Regions from separate parts of the Mus musculus genome. Here region 1 is linked to region 2. The links are chromatin contacts, found by Hi-C or POLR2A ChIA-PET in ENCODE. All regions are on one chromosome and are shown on one strand. The core of a region is the stretch at or near the end of the contact, and the rest is flanking DNA. Distances in the headings are between cores, read along the strand shown.

The links. A loop is a pair of places that touch in the nucleus more often than their neighbours do. ChIA-PET counts read pairs that join two places held with the same protein, here RNA polymerase II (POLR2A).
Region 1: a map of left cerebral cortex shows a loop between it and region 2 (7-fold over the local background). The contact joins two enhancer-like sites. A Hi-C loop is called at or near these places in 7 of 37 maps with a recorded cell type or tissue (adrenal gland, heart and left cerebral cortex). POLR2A ChIA-PET finds 5 or more read pairs at or near these places in 3 of 5 experiments (all embryonic stem cell).

The regions. Positions count from the first base shown.
Region 1 is chr15:39,814,994-39,817,713 of GRCm38, forward strand. All of the region lies in intron 7 of Dpys (dihydropyrimidinase), which reads right to left. Among named protein-coding and RNA genes, the nearest start is that of Gm16291, 19 kb to the left of the region's middle. Within about 2 kb of position 1,371, at least 1 of the 3 ENCODE cell types and tissues checked has a DNase peak (open chromatin) inside an H3K27ac peak, as active enhancers do; it is left cerebral cortex, where a contact is called at or near this core.
Region 2 is chr15:39,734,059-39,736,758 of GRCm38, forward strand. No RefSeq gene overlaps it. Among named protein-coding and RNA genes, the nearest start is that of Dcstamp, 11 kb to the right of the region's middle. Within about 2 kb of position 1,329, at least 1 of the 3 ENCODE cell types and tissues checked has a DNase peak (open chromatin) inside an H3K27ac peak, as active enhancers do; it is left cerebral cortex, where a contact is called at or near this core.

The DNA.
Region 1 (2,720 bases), core at 121-2,620, 81 kb after region 2:
GAGTGCACATTGCTCTTCTCTACCACATGAACTGGGACAACTGAGCTTTGGGGCCTGGGAGAACAGTTCTTTACAGAGTCTGTCAGCACTGGTGTGAAAAGCTAATCTTTATGCTGACCAGCTTTTCAAAACAATCACAGACTGTGTGTGTGTGTGTGTGTGTGTGTGTGTGTGTGTGTGTGTGTAGTGTGTATGCTTGTGTGAGTACTTGTGTGTGTGTGTGTGTGTGTGCTTATGTGTATGGTGTGTGTGTGTGTGTGTGCTTGTGTGTGTGGTGTGTGTGTGGTGTGTAAATGCTTGTGTGTATGCTTGTGTGTGTGCTTGAGTGTGTGGAGTGTGTATGCTTGTGTGTGTGCTGTGTGCGTGGTGTGTATGTGGTGTGTGTGTGTGGTATGTGTGCTTGTGTGTGTGGTGTGTTGTGGTGTGTGTATGCTTATGTGTGTGCTTGTGTGTGGTGTGTGTGTGTGCTTCTCTCTGTGTGTGTACGCTTATGTGTGTGGTATATGTGTGGTGTGTGTGTGTGTGTGTGGTGTGTGTATGCTTGTGTGTGTGCTTGTGTGTGTGCTTGTCTGTGTTTGGTGTGTGTGTGCTTGTGTGTGTGGTGTGTGTATGCTTGTGTGTGTGGTGTGTGTATGCTTGTGTGTGTGCTTGTGTGTGTACTTAGGTGTGCTTATGTATGTGCTTGTGCATGTGTGTGTGGTGTGTGTGCACTCTCATGTGTATGCATATACTTCTTTGGAGGAAGAAGACAAGAATTACAGTTCAGAAATTAGATAGCACACAATGAGTTATCTAGTTTTCTCCAAGGAAAATGCCAAGCGGTCTCTTTGAAGCTCTCCCTGATGATATGACCCTATGTACACACCCTAAGCTTCACTGTTTGGTTCATGATGCTTTTTACTCCCTATTGCTCCATGTCCCTTAGAGAACCATCCCTCTCCTGCTCAATTTCATACAAAGGTTCCTAGGCAGAACCCAGGGGCACATTCATAATCTTCAAGTCATTACTCTTCACTGAATACAAAGTTAAATTCGTTTATCTCTATCTACACTGAGAAAAGGACGGAAATTAAGCAGGAGAGGCAGCACAATGCCTTCCAGAATGGTGAATGCAAGGTCAAAGCTTGCTGTAATTGAGTTTAAAAAAAATAATAAACCCCAAATAACTGGAAACAAAAATATGCCTCCTCTGCAGAATACAGAGCGGCTAGAAGTCTTCATCAAATGTTTCAATGCACACAGTAGTCAGCTGTGCTGGTATGCTTGAGATGCTGTGAGATGCCCTGTAGCTCATAAATACAGAAAAGGGACAGTTTCCATAGTAACTAAGTGCTCTTTAATGAATACCAAAGAACCAGAGCTCAAAGGAGAGCCTTAAATTGCCAGACCACGAGTTGCTGCTGCTCCTGCAGACCTGCAGGCAGCTCACATTCCCCTTTCTCTGATCAGAGTTTTAACAGGTTGGCCATTTTGACTGATCTCTGTTTCAACCATATGACACCTTAAAATTCTGTTTCAATATCACATGAAACCCACACTCTTGATTTCTTCTCTATAAGCTAAGTACCAGAATATTCTACCCCAAAAAAGGCCAAACAACTAGATAAAGGGCTATGTCCTTAACTCTAAAGCTTTGACCGGAGCAGTGAAGCACAGGGCACACACTTCTGTCACAAGAGATAGACACAGGCTCAATGAGCTGTCAAACTGAATACAGGGGACTCTTCATTTCCAAAGCAGAAAAAAAAAAGTTGATAATGTTCTCTTTGCACTAAATGCAGCCTTTTTTTTTTTTTAAATGTGCAATGACACAGAGGAGGTATTGCAGTTGGTTTTGCAGGGACTTTTTCTTTACAGGCTTGTTATGTCTAAGGTCATCTTTCATCAGGATTTCCTACCTTTCCCCTCATACGCCCACTCCCAGTCCTCTCTCGAGATCCATCAGCACACTGATGTCAGTGCCTCACTCTTGGAACCATGCAGCTTCTATAGATTTACAAAACAAGCAGCAGAAGGAGAAAAGTGTGGATGCCCGGCTTTTCTTTCTCCTGACCTCCTTTGGTGACATTAATGAAACCCGGTTTTAGGGCAGCAGGCTATGTGGCAAGCACACTGTTTTCTACGTGCCGTTAATAACCAACAGGAATAACAAACACACAGAAACATCTAGGTACCATGTAGCCCCCAGAGCGTTAGCAATCGCTTCCTCTCTCAGGAGGCTGCCTCCTTACATAACCAGCAGATCGGGCAGCCCAGTGCGGGTTGTGGGCGCCCCCTTCAGGATATGGGATTCAATGCACATTGCCGTCTTCTGTCATTTATGCTAAAAGCATTTGAGGAATTTTGCAGTAAAACATCTAGTGTCTAATTATATGTTAAAACAGAAATCATATATAACACTGGACTGTAACTAATGTTAAAATCACCATCGTAGGATAAATCCATTTCTTCCCTTGATTAAATAATTCTTTTCCACAAGGCTAACTTTGTGAACATTCAGCTCAGTCTATGACAGACACAATTCACATTGGAGGCCATCTGGCTGCCTTCTCTTCTTTCTTCAGGCAGCCTGGACGCCTGCTCCTCCCCCGTGCTTGAGTTTACTCTGCCTCAGCTTCAGTTCGACTCTCGGGTACGGATCCTCTGCCCACTCTCATCCCACGTGACGTGACAGTACACCTCCCTCTGGCCTCATGCAGGACCGCTCTGCTCTGAACCTC
Region 2 (2,700 bases), core at 79-2,578:
GGCTCCCAGCAGGCATGCAGAAGCTCTCACTCCTTGAACAATTGTTTCCTATCACTGTTTACTTTTCTCCTTGAAAAGCAAGCTATGGAGTGAAGGAAAAAAAAAAAAAAAGAAGTCTCCAAAGTCCATTCCAATCCACCTCCTCTGCAGCCTAATTTCCATTCTAATGTTTGTGTGGTTCCCAGTGGCCCTGGGCACTCATTATTCTCCCGCTGTGTCTGTTGCTGTTCCCCCAACCCAGAGTCTGCTGTCTTGTTAGGGGCTGCATGGACTCATTTAGGGACTAGAGATAGGATAGCAGAGTTAGGGTGTCTAGGGAGAGGTCCAGGAGGAGTCTGGTACCTTGGGAATAATCTTAGTACGGCTTCATACATTCTGGCCCCCAAGGTGGGCTCCCTGTAGCTTCGTGTGGCTGTCACTTGGACACCAGAATTTGCACTCTATGCTGGTGCTTGAATGACATGTTACACCCTGGATGAAGGAAGGGTAGGTGTGGGGCATAGAAATCTGCTAATCTGAAATTCTGCATCATGCCTGTGTTGAAGGTGATGCTCTCTTTGTTGATAACAGCTCCTGAGCCAAGAGCATGCCTGGGTTTGAATCTTAAAGCCACTCCCTGTTTGCTGTATGACCTTGGACAATTAGTATTACCTCTCTGCACCCCGGTTTGCCGAACAGTTTACTGAACACCAGTAGTATAGAACCTTATCACTAAACAAATCAGTAGACACAGTTTCCTGGAAGGACCGTGGGCAGTTAGCATCATCAGTGTTAGCTGAACTTAATTTCGTTGAATCAGATGCCTTCTGGGACATGACAGGGTGCAAGGGCTGGAAAGGAAGTCACCAGCATGTCCGGCAGTATGTGCGCTATTATCTTGCTGCAGTGTTTATAGTCTGTGGCTGTCAACTCCTGCTACACTGGATGCCAACTTAGAATATTGGGTGGACCTGTAGATCCCTCCACTATTTCACAGGCTGCATCCATACTATTCCAAATCACCTGATCTAGTGACTCAGCAATCTGACTAGTTTCTGAGGAAGACAGAAGAGCAGGAGGGCACAGAGGAAGGCACAGCTATTCTGATTTTCCTCAGATGGGTTTGGACATTGGGCCAAGACCACAGCCCTGGCAAGCACCGAGTATTCATTTATATCACATCAACTGGAGTCCCAGGGCTTGCCCAGAATCCTGTGCTGCCCTTCAGAAGCTTGCCCTGTTTCCAGGGCTCGCTCTGTGCCATCCAAGCTCAGGAGCAGTGGGCGGTCGGGATGGTTCTACCAGCAAATCTCTGAAAACAGAACTGAGGCTGTTTCATAATCTGCAAATGCTGGATGCGGTCCAGAGAGAGGGAAGCTGCCCTACTTAAAAAGGCTTCAGAGAAGCAAATTCCCAGCGCATTGCAGACCTGGGAAGAGCTGCCACCTTCAGGCCAACTGAGGATGACAAGTCCCCTAAATGTGTTTAGGCCAGGTATCTCCCAGACCAATGCTGTGCCCACTGGCAGGCAAGGAGCCTCAAAGCCAAGACAGAGTCTACTGCACCTTTTTGGCTGCTTCAGTCTCTTTGCTTCCCTCCACATGTGAAGACAGATTCTATCTGCCCCCACTGAGCTAGGTCCCCAGTAAGAGGACACAACTGCTTCTAGCTGATATCCTTTTACATCTTTAAAAACTTGTTTTGTAGAATGTCACCGGTGGCCTTAGTCTATGGCTGCTCTGCAAGATGAAAATGCCAGTCACAAAGAGATGCAGGCTGCAGATGACTTTAGCAAGCTGGAACAGAACTGAAAAGGCTGTGCTCACTGCATGAGGGTGGGTAACTGGATCAGCAACTTCCTGGCTGTGTGCTGCCCCCCAAATTGCTTAGAGCCATCTATGCCCCGAAGCCTCCAGCCATCAAACCACCAGGCTCTTCCTTGCCTGTAGTTTTGCTCGGAGTCTGTGCTATTGTCAAGGAGCAGTAGTTCTAAGCTGGTTGTCCTGAGTCAGGGACACGGAGTTGCTGTTCCGGGTGGACAAGTTTGGCTAGGGTAGATGTAAGGGGTGTTTGGTGTTGGGCCTCCTGGTCGTCACAGCTCTCTCGAGTCCCAGGCTTTGCTGTGTGTGAGCTTGCCAAACTCAGCAAAATCAGAATTCTCTGGAGCAGAAAAGAACAGAGCACTAAAGGCCACATGGGAAACAAAACAGAGGAGCTAGCCAGGGAGCTCAAATCACTTGTCCAAAGATTCTTAGGTTGCTGACTGAAGCTGCTGCCGATGCCACACTCTCTGGGCACCTTCCTGGCAGTCCTCTCAGGCAACCTCTGCTTAGAGACTTGCTTTTTACAGAGACAGTGGAATCTCTTACTGGGGTGATCGCAGAGGCAAATGTGGGAGCTTCAATACATTCAAACACTCGGATGGGATGCTGTGTTATATGGAAGGGCTAAGGATGGGAGCACCTATGGACAAGGGGGAGGGGAGGCTGAACGATCCTCAGATCTCATTAGAGGCCTCTCTTCTGGTACAGCCTCTCTACTGCTACCTGGCTGCCAGATAATGGGACGAGGAAGAGAAACTTCTGATTCGAAGCTCAGCTGTGGGTGCCTGGTACCTCCTTCTTGCACAATTGAAGAGAGGTCAGATAACAGAAGACCCCCTCTCCTCTAAAGTGCCCATTTGACTGTGGGGTCCAGCTGTCCTCCTCAGGGCCATTACTG